Linked DNA regions of Homo sapiens: region 2 is linked to region 1. Evidence: chromatin loops called from intact Hi-C (ENCODE). Cell type or tissue: heart left ventricle. All regions are shown on one strand. Links, peaks and the distances in the headings refer to the core of each region. The heading gives the core; the rest is flanking DNA.

What was found. Peaks named below come from ENCODE experiments on the same cell type or tissue, not always from the same donor. Only the 100,000 strongest peaks of a DNase experiment are listed, where the experiment ranks them.
Region 2: a loop joins it to region 1, with 3 times the contacts of the local background. A loop is called at or near these places in 18 of 110 quality-filtered maps.

What each region holds. Positions count from the first base shown.
Region 1 is chr18:21,175,226-21,183,567 of GRCh38, reverse strand. It overlaps LOC107985161 (a long non-coding RNA gene), which reads left to right and starts at 3,235. Exons shown (of 3, transcript XR_001753365.2): 1 at 3,235-3,356; 2 at 3,440-3,517. It also overlaps the pseudogene EXOGP1. In heart left ventricle, for the core only: CTCF peaks have their summits at 3,557 and 3,759 (motif pointing right); no DNase peak of the experiment used is centred there.
Region 2 is chr18:21,000,558-21,008,899 of GRCh38, reverse strand. ROCK1 (Rho associated coiled-coil containing protein kinase 1) reads left to right here. Exons shown (of 33, transcript NM_005406.3): 14 at 706-841; 15 at 2,110-2,201; 16 at 2,303-2,549. Among named protein-coding and RNA genes, the nearest start is that of ROCK1, 110 kb to the left of the region's middle. In heart left ventricle, for the core only: a CTCF peak has its summit at 5,204 (motif pointing left); no DNase peak of the experiment used is centred there; H3K27ac peaks cover 1,882 bases.

The DNA.
Region 1 (8,342 bases), core at 84-8,083:
GACAGAGACTCTGTCTCAAAAATAAATAAATAAATAAATAAAGCAAATATGTGGTACTTTGGGTCAGATAACTGCCGAGGGTATTACTTCCCACCTCAGAGGCGCCTGGTGTTTTTGGAGTGGCTGCACGGTCAGGGCTATAGTGGGCACCATGGGAGTCGGCTCACAGCCCTGCAGTTCCTCTGGAGTCAGGGTGCTGAGGCAGTGGTGGCAGTGAGGGGGCTGGATGAATCTGCAGAAAAGGCTCTGGGGACAATTTGGATTCCCTTTAACTGGAACAGAGACAAGGTGATGCAGACAGAAAACATTGTATATTTAAGCCTGGTCCCAATATCCCTCCAACCTTCACTGCCTTCAGCGAGGACCATGTTGGAAGCAGGTAGTCCTGAGGACACACGGCTCCAGCTGGAAATAACAAATGTTCAAGTAAAGCTGAAACCTTTTACCTTTCTACTATTGTGCCTTGGGATTTCATAATAATTCTGGATGTTGAAACAGAATAGAAATGTTCTGTTGAGAACTGACAGGGAGGTTTGAAGATATTTGGGTAGTATCTTGGCCTTTGACCTTACCGCAGACTAGAAGTGATGGAAAGAAAAGAGGTACCAGATGATCGGTGAGACAAGATGGCAGTCCCCTCACACCTTTATGAGGTGATCCTGGCCTGTAGAAGCCCAGTTTCTACAGAACTAATGCCACTAGGGGCCTTTGTGATACCCAGTGGAGGCACTGGCTTCTAGTCCTAGTTAATTGGATTCCAAGTGAGCCTCTGGGACCTAGAGAAGTTGTCAGAACTGATGTTTTTTCCTTGTTTGGATAGAATTAGTGATGTCAGAAATATCTCCTCTGTGGACACTTGTAAGCACCTGGATTTCTAGGAGTTCACTCTACCTGAGCACAAGAAAGATTGAGGAAGCCAGATCAGTGGACACACTGGAAAAATTCCTGGAAAATTTGAAGAATGCAGGGATTGAACCAGATGATTACTTCATGAGTCTCTGTGAGAAGAAACTAGAAGAACTCAAAGCTAAGGAGCAGTCAGGAACCCAGACAAGAAAGCCATTCTGGTTTTCATCTCAGAACATGTGTGATATTGGCAGGACGCAGTGGCTAATGTCTGTAATCCCAGCACTTTGGGAGGCCGAGGCAGGCACATCACTTGAGCTCAGGAGCTCGAGACCAGCCTGGCCAACGCGATGAAACCACATCTTTACCAAAACTACAAAAATTAGCCAAGCATGCTGGTGAGTGCCTGTAGTCTCAGCTACTGGGGAGGCTGAGGCAGGAGAATCACTTGAACCCAAGAGGCAGAGGTTGCAGTGAGCTGAGATTGTGCCACTACACTCCAACCTGGGTGACAGGGCAAGGTTCTATCTAAAAAAAAATTAAGTTAAATAAATAAGTAAACAAGAACACATGTGATATCATCTGTAAGGAAGCAGGCACGCCCTCCTTACACTAATATAGTGGCTTTGCTTTTTGCTTTTTTTTTTTTTTTTTTTTTAAAGACATGGGGTCTCAGTCTGTCACCCAGGCCAGAATGGAGTGGTGTGATCATAGCTCACTGCAGCCTCCTACTTCTGGGCTGCTCAAGTGATCCTCCCGCCTCCACTTCCTGAGTAGCTGGTACCACCCACGTGTGCCACCACCCTCAGCTACTAGTGACTTTGCTTTAAATAAATGGTGGAATCCTAAATTTACAATTAAAAATTTCCCTAAAAGATGAAAGATCTACAATTTTTTGGTTGGGTATTTTATAGGACTTGGGAACTAATTGTTGAGGAAGCTATGACACCTGCAGATGGAGGGCTGATCTTGTATGGAGTTAACAGGAGGACCGTGTCCACAGATGACGCTGCATTTGTGTTTCTCTGGATGTGTAGTATTGTGAAGACATTGCTTACTTTTATGCCTCCAAATCATGCATCACCTTTGATGTATCTGTTCATCCTTCTTGAAACTCAGGATTGTACAGTCTGTTCCTCCTGGGACCTGAATTTGTCTTGGAGGTGGCTTTTAGAAATCCTCTATATGTTATCCTGTTGACATGCACTGTGTATTCGTTTCTTCTTTCTCCTCTCCTGAACCTGCTATTCTTCCATTTCTGTCTGTGTAGAAGCACTCAACAACTACAGTTTCTGCTCACTTAATGCATTCTATATATTCGTTCTATACACTGGACTCAGTGCTTGCCACGTATTGTCTCACAATGACCCTCTGAGGTAAATACCGCTATCCCCATTTTATCTGTGAGAAAATTGAGGCTTAGAGAGCTTAATGTCTTGCCCAAGGTTCACCTTTCCAAAGTAGGCATCCACAAAGTATGAGGCAGACAGTTCTAAAGAAGAAAGATAGCTGAGGTTGACTCAAATCTTCTCTCACATGGATGGAAGTTTTTGACTTAGAAATACATACCGATTTCCATGGGTATCTGTGGGCCCCAGGCCTGCTTGGTAAAAGGGGTCTGATTTCTTGTCTGCTGTGTGAGCCAAAGGAAGCTTAACATCCTCTGAACTGAACCTTCCTTCGCTCTTTGGAAGGAGGCGGTCACCACAGGTACTTGGGAGTTAGAGGACAGGACTTTGTAGGGTTGATCCGAGCCCCTGCTTGCCCGAGGCAGCAGTTCTTTCAGTGACCAGACGGTGCCAAATCGATGTTCCTTGCTTTCCAGATGAGCTTTTTGTTTTTAAGATTAAGGAGGCTGAGAAGGGTCTGCCCACAGTCACCAGCTTACGGTTTGCTGGCCTCTGTGCCTGCTTATCTACCTGGGTAGCACTGGGCAGGTGGTGCTTTGAGCCAAAGGTCCAAAGGCCGTTAGCATTTCTGGGGAAAATAGTGGCTGTTTTTCTGAGCCAGATCTCTAGATTTGGGTTTACATGGGGTCCTTTCATGGACTATCCTGAGTATCGGTGGTAAAATGTCTTGGGGCATACAAATTTGTCTGAATCTGACATACCACTGCTATCTTTCCAAGTGGTATTACAAGAAAAAAAATTTTGTGATGTGTTTGTTCTAACAGAAATGCCAAGGCTTTAAGATAAAGATAAGATGATAATGGGAAAAAAGAAAAACAAATATAAAGTCCTTTAGGGAGATGTTTTCATATCTCTCAGGCCAGCCTGACTCAATCTCAACTCCCTTCAGCCAAGATAACTTAATTATACCGTTTATTATTAATAATACAGTTTTATTATTACATGAAGTCCTCATTTTATACTCCTGGTTGCCTAAAATTTGCAGCTATTTTATTTTGCTTTTACATAATTTCATTCTGAGATAAAGAGTTTCTACCAATTTATCACTTATCCAGGAAAAGACTGTATAAAGGAAAAGACTACCATTTGTCCAGAAACAAAGTATGTTCTCTAAAAGAAGTCATCAAATTAAAGCTGAAGTGTGGAAGTAATAACATTGTTATCATGCTTCTCTTTGAAAACAGCTGGTTATCACACTTTAGAAAACCATGGGCCCAATGACTGTCTCAAAAGGAACACAGACCTTTGGCATCATTGTACCGGTGAGTACCTATCCCACCATACGGTGGCTGAGCTAGTGAAATCTATTTATATAACCCTGCTGGTGTTCTTCGTACATGTGTTAAACAATCAAGGTGAAATGGTATTACTATCAAAGATAGTCAACTGAGGAGAGGCAATTATAAGCAGCCAGAATCTGCGAAACAGCTATGACATTCACTCATTTTGCATTCAGGCTTGTTTTTCCGCCATTTCTTTTCCTATATGTGGCTATGCTACCACTAGATGGCAGTGCAATGGCATTCTGGTGGTCTTTAAACGAAGAGCCACGATACTGGCTTCAGGACTTCCCCTCAGCCTGGCTGAAAAGTAGAACTGAGACTTCCATTGCCTTCATCTATCCATCCATCCAACCATCCATCCATCCATCCATCCATCCATCCATCCATCCATCCATCCATCCATCCATCCATCCACTCATTCACCCAACAAATATTCATTGCCTTTAAAAATAACTCTTGATAATTATACAGTTGAGTTTAAAATGATATTGCCAGAATTGTATTAAAGTTGACTGAAAGAGACCAGAGAGAAAATGAACAGATTGAAGTACATTGTTTGTGCACCGTCGGTACAGGGTAGAAGTCCAAAAGTGGGTGCTAGGATGTTTCCAAGCACAAGGGATCAAGCATTAGGTTTGGTCTCAAATCAAGGAGGTAGTAAAGGGCTGAGGGAGCTTTGGGAGCCATTTCTTGGGATGGGATCAGAAATCTAAAGTAATTGAAGGTCAGAGTTTTGGAACCAGAGTAACAGATAGCCACCAGTCAGAAATACGGTGCTGTAAATGAATTTTGGTCGCTGATGTCCTTGTGGATCCAGGCAATTTTGTAGAATTCTCACACATATAGCTGCCAGCAGAGGCAATTTGGTACTCAGCTTGCCAATTCTTAAGCACGTACTATGAGTTTCCTTGTACACAGTCAAGGAGAGAAGCATCTGGTTCCTTTGCTTACATATTTGCTGCTTGTGTACTTCTTTCCTGTTCTGTTGTTTCTAGCCTATATTTCACCTGCATCTGTTAGAAGTTTTAACTTCTTTACGAAGAGAGCTTTATAAGACTACTCCTAAACTAAAAAGGGTCTGGGCATGGTGGCTCACACCTATAATTCCAGCACTTTGGGAGGGCAACATAGCAAGACCCCATCTCTACAAAAAATACTTAAAAATTAGCTGAGCATGGTGGTGCGTGCCTCTAGTCCCAGCTACTTGACAGGCTGAAGTGGGAGGATCACTTGAACCCAAGAAGAGGTTGCAGTGAGCCGTGATCCTGCTACTGCACTCCAGCCTGGGCAACAGAGTAAGACCCTGTCTCTAAAACAAAACAAAACAAAACAAAACAAAACACTACTGAGAGAAGTGGATTATTCTCCCCATCTGACTTCTTCAGTTCAAACTGCCTTCCACCAGAACATTAAAAAGGGCAAAATTTGCTATCCCCTAATGATCAAAAGTATGATTTTATTCTTTCAATATGTAGAGAGAACCACATAAAATTGAGAGGGTAGCTTTGTCGTCTAAGGTAATGGCTTTTAAATCTTTTAGAACCCAAACCTCAATCAGAAATATATATTACTTCACAACTGTGGCGGCCCCTGGCCTGTTTGCTCTCAAATCCTTTCCTATTCTGCTGCAATGTCATGGGTATGCTGATCCCAACAGGCTGTGTTTCTGAGGCTCTCATGTTGTTAAGTGATTACTGGCTGGGTCCTACTGATACGAGGCCCTGCCACAACGCTGGAGAGTGGGAAGAATGGAAAAGCTAGGATGATTCTCCTTGCCTTTCTCTGCCCGAGGTGCATCTCTGACAGTGGCTAAATCTCCTCCCTGGCTCCAGCTCCAGCCAGAAAGGCCCTCCTGTCATTAGATGAGTCCAGTTCTGGGATCTAACCACACTGCCTCCTCTCTTTGTCCCTCTAGTCGAAAAGGATTAGTGGTTTCTGCTGCTGCTAATCTCTGGTTGCCTCACCTTCCCCTATTTGGCTTCTCAGCGTTATCATTTGTGTAACCAGTTTCCTGTATTAAATTCCGTATATTAAAAACAGATCGAATGACGGTTTCTTTTTTGTGACACATTATTATAGTACATATATACATATATATGAAACTGAAACAAATGTTTCATTAACCATATTCCTCTTACTGTGTGCAATGATTTCTTATATTAGTCTATTTTCACTTTATGCATTTATTTTGAGGCAGAATCGCTCTCTGTCGCCCAGGCTGGAGTGCAGTGGTACGATCTCAGCTCACTGCAACCTCCACCTCCCGGGCTCAAGCAATCCTCCCACCTCAGCCTCCCATTTAGCTGGGACCACAGGTGTGTGCCACCATACCTGGCTAAATTTTTTCTACTTTTTGTAGAGACTGGGGTCTCACATATTGCCTAGGCTGATTTCACACTCCTAGGCTGAAACAATCCTCCTATCTTGGCCTTCCAAAGTGCTGGGATTACAGGCATGAGCCCCACAATGGCCAGCCAATTTCACTTTTTTAAAATGCCAGTCACAACCCACTAAATTGAATTCACAACTGACTCACTGATGGATTATATCTTACTAATTTGAAAAACTCTCGCTTTAGAGACTGCATTTATTCATTTACTTTTTTCATAGTCAGGCTTGCTGAGTTATAATCTAGGCACAGTAAAATACTTTTTAGGTGCACAATGTAGGAATCTTGACGAATGTATCCAGAATATTTCCATCATCCTCAAAAGTTCCCTTGTGCTCTTTTGTAGATAACCCCTCCCTCCCTCCCTAGTCCCTAGTAACCACTGATGTGCTTTTGGTCTCTATAGTTTTATCTTTTCCAGAATGTCATATAAATACAATCATATAATATATAGCCTTCTGGCTGGGCACAGTGGCTCATGCCTGTAATCCCAACACTTTGGCAGGCTGAGGTAAGCAGATCACCTAAGGTCAGGAGTTCGAGACAAGCCTGGCCAACATGGCGAAACCCCATCTCTAATAAAAATACAAAAATTAGCCGGGCATGGTGGCTCATGCCTATAGTCCCAGCTACTCAGGAGGCTGAGGCACGAGAATTGCTTGAACCCAGGAGGTGGTGGTTGCAGTGAGCCGAGATCGTGCCACTGCACTCCAGCCTGGGTGACAGAGCAAACCCTGTCTCCAAAATATATATATATACACACAAGTATACATATGTGTGTATATATATATACATATGTGTGTGTGTATATATATGTATATAAATAGCCTTCTGCATCTGGTTTTATTCACTTAGCATAAGGCTTTATATAGTCATCCATTTTATTTTTTTTAAAATTTTTTTATTTTTGAGATGCTCTGTTGCCCAGGCTGGAGTGCAATGGCGCATTCTAGGCTCACTGCAACCTCTGCCTCCTGGTTTCAAGTGATTCTCCTGCCTCAGCCTCCCAAGTAGCTGGGAGTACAGGCACATGCCACCACACCTGGCTAATTTTTGTATTTTTAGTAGAAACAGGGTTTCACCATGTTGGCCAGGCTGGTCTTGAACTCCCAACTTTGTGATCCACCTGCCTCGGCCTTCCAAAGTGCTGGGATTACAGGCGTGAGCCACCGTGCCTGGCCTATAGTCATCTATATTTCTGCATATAAAATTAGTCCATCCCTTTTACTGCTGTGTGATATTCTATGGATGTACTATGATGTATTTACCGATTCAGCTATTGAAAGACATCTTGGTTGCTTCCAGTCATTGTTGGTTATGAATAAAGCTGCTATAAAAATTTATTTATTTATTTATTGAGATGGAGTCTCACTCTGTCACCCAGGCTGGAGTGCAGTGGCTCTATCTCAGCTCACTGCAACCTTCACCTCCCAAGTTCAAGTAATTCTCCTGCCTCAGCCTCCAGAGTAGCTAGGATTACAGGCGCCCACCACCACATCCAGCTACTTTTTGTATTTTTAGTAGAGATGGGATTTCACTATGTTTGCCAGACTGGTCTCAAACTCCTGACCTCAGGTGATCCACCCGCCTCTGCCTCCCAAAGTTCTGGGATTACAGGTGTGAGCCACCGCACCCAGCCATACTGCTATAAAAATTTATATTCAGATATTTGTATGAACACATATCTTGATTTCCCTTGGGTACATACCTAAGAATTGGGATTGGTGGTTCATAGGGTAAATATATTTTTGTTTTGTTTTGAGACAGAGTCTCACTCTGTCGCCCAGGCTGGAGTGCAGTGGCTGCAATCTCAGCTCACTGCAAGCTCCGCCTCCCGGGTTCTCGCCCTTCTCCTGCCTCAGCCTCCCAAGTAGCTGGGACTACAGGCGCCTGCCACCACGCTCGGCTAATTTTTTGTATATTTAGTAGAGACGGGGTTTCACCGTGTTAGCCAGGATGGTCTCAATCTCCTGACTTCGTGATCTGCCCGCCTCGGCCTCCCAAAGTGCTGGGATTACCGGCGTGAGCCACTGCACCCGGCATATACATGTTTAACTTTATAAAAAAGCATGAAATTATTTTCTAAAATGGCTGTACATTTTGTATTCCCACCAGCAATGCATGAGAGTTCCAGTTGCTCTGCATCCTGGCCAGCATTTAGTATTGTCATGTTTTTTGGGGTTTTTTCTTTTTCTTTTTCTTTTTCTTTTTTTTTTGCCATTATAATAGGTATGGAGTGCTATCTCATTATAGCTTTAATTTGATTTTCCTTAATGCCTAATGATGTTGCACAACTTTTTATATGCTTATATCTTGTTCATATATCTTTTTTGGTGAAGGGTCTATTCAATTATTTTTCCCATTTTAATTGGATTGCTTGTTTTTTCTTCCTTTTTTTTTTCTTTTTTTTGAGAC
Region 2 (8,342 bases), core at 256-8,255, 170 kb after region 1:
TTATTGTACTATTGTTATATATAATGTCTCTACTGGGGGAAGCTGAGTGGAAGGGCACTTGGGACCTCTCTGTACTATCTTTGCAACTTTCTTTGAATGTATAATTATCTAAAAATTAACTAAAAGTTAGAATGATAAACTCTTAGAATCAGAAAGACCTTGAATGATTTATGTCCAATTTCTGCTTAAAGATGAGAAAGCCCAGAAACACTGTAAAACAGGTTTCCTAATGTGGAGTCTTAAAAAGTGAAGCATCAAAAACAAGATTTACTGATAGTGGTAACTCAGAAAGGTACATTTTTAAGTTGTGAAAATTTGGGTATTTTAGGCTGGGCACAGTAGCTCATGCCTGTTATCCCAGTACTTTGGGAGGCTGAGGCAGGCGGATCACCTGAGGTCAAGAGTTCAAAACCAGCCTGGCCAACATGGCAAAAGCCGTCTCTACCAAAAATAGAAAAATTAGCTGGACGCAGTGGTGCGTCCCTGTAGTCCCAGCTACAGAAGACAGATTCCCACTGTCTTCTTAAAAGGCAAGCTACTTAGAAAGTTGTATTAGGAGATACTATTTGCGTTTGAAACAGAACATTCATCTTAAGTGTTTGTCTTTTTTTTTTTCTTGTTTTTTGTTTTTAAGAACAAAATACTCACTTGAATGAATGACCAGAGTATTAATCACAGTGGTAACTTTTATCATTATAATTCCAGGGAAATCAAAGAAGAAATCTAGAATCTACAGTGTCTCAGATTGAGAAGGAGAAAATGTTGCTACAGCATAGAATTAATGAGTACCAAAGAAAAGCTGAACAGGAAAATGAGAAGAGAAGAAATGTAGAAAATGAAGGTAAATTGTCACTACTTTTGAAAAATGATAGAATTTCTAACACTGTCATGAGGTTGTCTTTAATTTAGTGTCCATGATACATACATGAAGCTACAATCCTAAGACACTTTATAAGCTAAATAACCCAGGTCTCAGGTTAAATTTATAACATATTAAATAGTAATTAAATTAAATATTAAATTACATATTAAAGTAAATAGTAAGTAGCATTTAACTAGAGTAGTGATTGTCATCATGGTGTGCATACTGGAATCTCCTGGGAAGCTTTAAAGAGTACTGATGCCTAAATCCCAGCGATTCTAATTTAATTGGTCTAGATATGTGGCCTGAGTATCATTATTCTTTACAAGCCCCCTAGGTACTTCTAACAAGCAGCTGCGTCTAAGAACTTCTAAACCAGAATTTCTTGTGTTTTAATGCTTGTGTTACAAATATATTTAAAATACCTTTCTACTCCCATTGATGCAGTAATTTCACTTCCATAAGTTATTTCACGTACATACTCCTACTGCAAACTGATATATACACAAGGCTATTCATTGTAGCATTGTTTAAAATGACAAAAAAAATGCAGTCAATGCTGTATATGAAACATAATGTAATACATATATGAAACATAAAGGTAATGAATGCTGTAATAAATTTTAGTACATCTATATGGTAGAATACTATGTGGCTTATAAAAAATAATAAATCATCTCCTTAAATACGGTTATAAAACAGTCTCTAAGACAGATCTTTAAGTGACAGAAACGGATTGCTTGTGTTTAAAACAAGAGTACTTGTCTATATATGCTTAAATTAAATATATATTAGGGAGGAGAGCCAGTTAAGGGAGACTCAGAAGGGGCAAAAATGACTAAATGGAGAAAGGAGGACTTATTCTATACTATCTACCATTTGGTACCTTTTAAATTTTGTATTTTTATTAAGATATTGAATTATCAAGCAATTGAACTCTTGAAAAATAAATAATATTAAAACTAGCTTTATAAGTATACTATCAGTGATCTTATAAAGGGAATAAAGGAGTTTGAGATTTACAACAGTAAGAAGAAATCTTTTTGCACTCTGTATTAGAAGATAATGTTCTACTTTTTAATGAATTTAAAATGCAGGTACTTCCAAATTGGAATTTGGCTTTGGGAGTGGACCTAATGTAGCTGACTATTATGGCCTAAGACTAAATGTCTTTTTTTAAAAAAGGATTTATATGTTTCCCCTATGAAAATGTTGTAATTTCTATATATTATTCTTTCATTTTCTAGTTTCTACATTAAAGGATCAGTTGGAAGACTTAAAGAAAGTCAGTCAGAATTCACAGCTTGCTAATGAGAAGCTGTCCCAGTTACAAAAGCAGGTAAGTGTTTCAAATGAGGTTCCTTTTTAAAAAAATTGTAGATAATTAAATTATATCGTACTTTGGTCAGAAACCTATTTTTTTGCTTTCTTTTTAAATAGCTAGAAGAAGCCAATGACTTACTTAGGACAGAATCGGACACAGCTGTAAGATTGAGGAAGAGTCACACAGAGATGAGCAAGTCAATTAGTCAGTTAGAGTCCCTGAACAGAGAGTTGCAAGAGAGAAATCGAATTTTAGAGAATTCTAAGTCACAAACAGACAAAGATTATTACCAGCTGCAAGCTATATTAGAAGCTGAACGAAGAGACAGAGGTCATGATTCTGAGATGATTGGAGACCTTCAAGGTAATATTTTTTCTTATTGTGGTAAAATATACGTAACATGAAATTTATTATAACATTTTAACCATTTTTATATATACAGTTCAGTGGGATTAAATGCAGTTCACAATGTATGCAACCATCATCATATAAGTGGAATCATACAGTGTTTGTCCTTTTGCGTCTGGCTTTTTTCACTTAGCACAATGTCTTCAAGGTTTATCCATGTTGTGTGTGTCAGATTTTCCTTCCTTTTTAGGGCTCAGTAATATTCCATGGTATGTGTATACCACATTTTGTTCATCCACTCATCTATCAATGGAAGGAATATTTTATAATTTTTATTTTTAATTGTTAAAAATATATAACATAAAATTTACCATCTTGACCATTTTTAAGTCTAAGTTAATATATTTATGATCATATTACCCTCATAAAGAAAATGACTTTGGTGAAACCAGAAATGGTTGCATTCTTTTTTATTGTTTACGTTTTTTTGAGATAGGAACTTGCTCTGTTGCACAGGCTGGAGTGCAGCGGCATGATCACAGCTCACTGCAGCCTTGAACTCCTGAGGTCAAGCAATTCTCCCACCTCAACCTCCTGAGTAGCTGGGACTACAGGTGCATGCCACCATGCCCAGCTAATTTTTGCATTTTTTGTAGAGACGGGGTTTCACCATTTTGCCCAGGCTGGTCTCAAACTCCTGAGCTCAAGCGATCCGCCCACCTCGACCTCCCAAAGTGCTGGCATTATGGGTGTGAGACACCACACCAGGCCAGCATTCTTTCTCTTTTAGAATAATGCCCACATTTGTATCACATTGTAATTTCTTCACCCTCACAGGTACTCCTGCAGGGTATGTAATGTGGATATTTTTCAGTTTTACAGACAAATTAACCAAAAACTTCATTTAAAAACTTGCCTAATTCATAAAGGTTTTACTCAAAGTGAGACTAATCCAGGCAAAGAGGATTATCACTATTAAAACCTAGGAATTCCTCATGCATCGTTGGTAGTAATAGAAAGTCAGTTGCAGAAATAAAATCCCATTACACATTAAAAGTTAGATACTTGGGAATGTTTGAACTGGAGATATTGACAGTCTTTGTGAATCTAAGAGGCAGAAGATTGAGTATAACTAAGTGAATAAATGAACAGTTTTTAAATAGTAATAAAATTCAGTTTGTTTTCAAAAAGATTCCTGGCTTTACCTACTCACATATTTTTCTATTTTCTATTCCTGTTAGCAGCAGCATCCATACTACCTAATCAAAACAAATATGCATAGAAGTTGCCAGATGTCTCAGGAAAAAATTGGAGGGAGGAGTTCTTTTTAACCTTAGTTAGAGATGGGAACATAGTTTCAGGTCCCTTGGGGCTTGATGATTAGCTATAATTCAGTGGAGAGAGGTCAGGGTCAGTTTTTGTGACTAAGGAAACAGAAAATACAATCTCCTGTTGGTTCTTAGCTGAGGAGTGTTGTGCAATCATATTTCTCAGGGACCAGGCTTAAAATAGATCTGATTATAACTAAGAAAGTAACCACTTTATATGTAATAGGAAAGTCACAGACTTCCTTAAATTGTTTTCCTAGGCCTTTTTATACAGCTTATTAGCTGTTTGAAAGTCTCTTCATCTCCCTTCTTTATCTGTAAACCAAGGAGATAAGAATAGGTTACCTCTATAAATCCTTCCAATTCTAAAATTCTTATAAGTTTGTGATCTGTGTTTGACTGAGCTTTAAGCTCCTTGCTTCAGAGGCAGAGATCATCCATGTACTATCAACAGTGGTTTTTAACTGAATCTATTTTTTAGATATCAGTAAAAGTTAAGGAAAATTTATAGCATGATTTATTGTTAGTTTATTCTTTTTCAGAGTTTAATTTGGAACTTAAACGTGAATAAAAGCTCACATACACTAAAATAATGCACACAACTTATGTGAGTTTCAACATACATATAAAAGTGCATTGTGGGTTTTTAAAAAAATCACAATGCTTATATTAGTCTTTTCTGGTCTTTAAGAACTTTCAGGTCTCTCAAGTATAAATTTAGTTTGGGATGGTGGGCTTCTGGCAGAGTCTTGATTGTTATTCATTAATTGAATGTCCTCCATATATGATCTCTGTTGCATAGTCTTTTTTATTTTTTACTTTTTATAACCTTTTAAAGTATAAAAACCATTCTTAGCTTGACATCTGTACAGAAACAGGCTGCAGCCCTGATGTTTGCCAGTACCTGGACTAGTGCAACAGTAAGGCTGCAATTGATTATAGGGAAAGTTTCCAAAAGTTCAGGCTATAGAGGCTTAATGAAAGTGATCAAAATGTTATGGAGGATTGAAATTTTAACTGAATTGATAAGCTTTCATCTAGTAAGTTTATCTCTGATTCTTCAGATTGAAAGGCAAAAATCAATTTTTTTAAATTAACCATTTTTAAAAGTCTTTTTCTGTTTTTTTTAATTGTTTGCTTGGAACCAGAAGTGCTTCAGATTTTGGATTTTGGGTGGTTTGTGAGAATATTTGCATTATGTATACTTACCAGTTGAGTATCCCAAATCTGAAATCCTTGAATGTCATGTCAGTGCTCAAAAAGTTTCAGAATTTGGAGCATTTTGGATTTTTGGATTTTCCAATTAAGGATGCCTAACCTGTACTATAGTGACCTCTTGTGTACTCATTAAGCTTCAAAAACCTTCATTTGGTAGCCAGTCGTGTTTCATTTTGTACCTCCACCTCCCCTTCCCAATCCTCTGACACTGAATTATTTTGAAGCTCATATCAGGCACCACATTGTCCTTTTGTAAATACATCCTAATTTGTAAATATTTCATTATCTTAAAGATAGGGACTCTTTTTTAAAAAGACAAACATAACTACAATGCCATTATCAAAGGTAGAAAATAGGTGACAGTTATATAATATTATAAAATATCTAATTAGTGCTTAAGTTCCTCTAGTAGTCTCATAATTTGTTCTTATTGCATTTATTTTGCTTGAATTTGGATCCAAAGTTTGGACATTGCATTTCATTAATACGTCCCTTAAGTTTATTTTAATCTGTATTTTCCTCCTCCCTTTTGTGTTCTTTGTAATCTCTTTTTGCTGTTGTTTTCGGTTAAAGAAACCATGTTTTTTTCGTCCTGTGAGTGGCTCCTGTTCAGAATTTTACTGATTTCATCTGCTGGTATCATTTAGCATGTTGCTCTGTCCGCCGTAGTACTTTAAACTAGACGTTAGATCTAGAGATGTGATCTACTTCGGTAGGACTTTGTCAAGAATACTTGTAAGTAGTATTTAGGTACCAGGAGACACATAAACATAAAATCTGGGCTGGGTGCAGTGGCTCACACCTGTAAAACCAACACTTTGGGAGGCTGAGGTGGGTGGATCTCTTGAGCCCAGGAGTTTGAGGCCAGCCTGAACAACATGACGAAACCTCATCTCTACAAAAAATAAAAAATTAGCGAGGTATGGTGGCATGCACCTGTAGTCCTAGCTACTTAGGAGGCTCAGGTGGAGGATTGCTTGAGCCCAGGAGATGGAGGTTGCAGTGAGCTGAAATCGTGCCACTGTACTTCAGCCTGGGCAACAGAACAAGACCCTGTCTCAAAAACAACAACAAACAAACGAATGAAAAAACATAAAGTCTGGCTGTATCTTTTTGTGGTGTTAGTAGCCATTGATGATCATTGCCTAGGTCCTTTGTTTCTTTAGGAATTTGCAGTGGTGATCATCTATTTTTATCCATCTTCCTTCATTTGTTAATTGGAATACTACTCTAGAGATGAACATTTCCTCATCAATTATATAGTAGTTACTTTGAGGTACAGCTTATAAAAGAAAGTCAGGTTAAATACTTAATTCTTTGTCAGTTTTTGGAACAGTGAGTTATTTCCCAGGCATCCTCCAAAGATGATTAGTGAATTTTTAAAATATATTTGTGAACTCATGAATTTTAATATATTTAATATATGTTAGCCCTTTGCATTATTCTTAATGATGCTCACATGAAGTTTAGTAGGAATTCTTTAAGTTTAGACACTACCCTAGTAGTTTTAGATCACATCCTTGCTTTTTGATATGCATAGATTTTCCAGAATTATTTTTTGTCCCAGACCTGAAATCACCCATTTGCCTAGGAACTCCGGTTCCTTTTGTAGCATATGACATTCGGGGTCTATAACCTGAATTCTATGGGTGCTCACTACTGTTGGGTTGGTCAATGTTTGTAGGTGATTTTAATGGACAGAGGTAGGAAACAATTTTTTTTGTAATTAATAATTTCTTATTGTGATCAGGAACTATTAAAAGATTTCTACTTTGGGATTTCTACTTTTAATGATTTTTTTTCTGGCTTAGTTTATAAATGATTTTTGCATTTCACTGTTACATGGGCATTTGAAAATTGTCGATTTTTGTATGAAACATCTTTTTGGGTGAAAAGTTGATCCGTTTTCTAATGTAATCCATCAGTTTTCTAAGATTGCATTTATTCTTTGTCCCTTTGTTCTGTCAAATTTTAAAATGTGTTTTAAAAGTTTTCACTATCATTGTGGGTTTTTTCTCATAGCCTCCCATGTATTTCTTTTCTTTTTTTTTTTTTGAGACGGAGCCTCACTCTGTCACCCAGGCTACAGTGCAGTGGCATGATCTCGGCTCATTGCAACCTCTGCCTCCCAGGTTCAAGTGGTTCTCCTGCCTCAGCCTCCCAAGTAGCTGGGACTACAGGCATGCGCCACCATGCCCAGCTAATTTTTGTATTTTTAGTAGAGACAGGGTTTCACCATGTTGGCCAGGATGTCTTGATCTCTTGACCTCGTGATCTGCCTGCCTCAGCCTCCCAAAGTGCTGGGATTACAGGCGTGAGCCACCATGCCTGGCAGCCTCCCTTGTATTTCTAACAGCTTTTGCTGTCTATATTTTTTAATTAAGGTGAAATTCTTGTAACAAAAAGCTAACCATTTAAAAATATACAATTCAACAGCATTTACTACATTCAAAATGTTCACAAATACCTCCTCTATGTGGTTCCAAAACATTTCATTTTGAAACTACAAAATAGGATCCATTAAGCTGCCCCTCCCTATTCTCCGCTCCACTATCTCCTGGCAACCACCAATTTCCTTTCTGTCTCTGAATTTACCCGTTCTGGATATTTCGTATAAATGGCATCATAGAATGTGTGACCTTTTGTGTCAGGCTTTTTTCACTTAGCATAATGTTTTACAGGTTCATCTATATTGTAGCATGTGTCAGTAGTTCATTCATTTGTGGCTGAGTAATATTCTGTTATATGTATTTACCACATTTTGCTTAGCCATTCATCTGTTGATGATATACATATAACAGAATATTACTGTGGATTGATTCCACCTTTTGGCTATTGTAAATAGCACTCCTTCAACATTTGTGTACAAGTATTTGTTGGAGTACCTGTTTTTAATTCTTTAGGGGTGTATATTTAGGAGTGGAATTTCTGAGTCATCTTGTAATTCTATGTGTAACTTTGGAGGAATTTCCAAACTGTTTTCTGCAATGGCTGCACCATTTTACATTCCTGTCAGCAATGTACAGGATTCCAGTTTCTCCATATCCCTGCCAACACTTGGTATTTTCCTTTTTTTCAGTTAGTTACTCTAGTGGGTATGTGGTGGTTGTCCCATTGCTGTTTGTTTTGATTTTCATTGTCCCTAATGACTAATGATATTGAGCATCTAATATCCAGTTGTCCCAGCAACATTTGTTTGAAGAGACTATTCTTTCCTGTGTAAATGGTCTTGGCATCTTTGTTGAAAATCGATTGGCAGCCA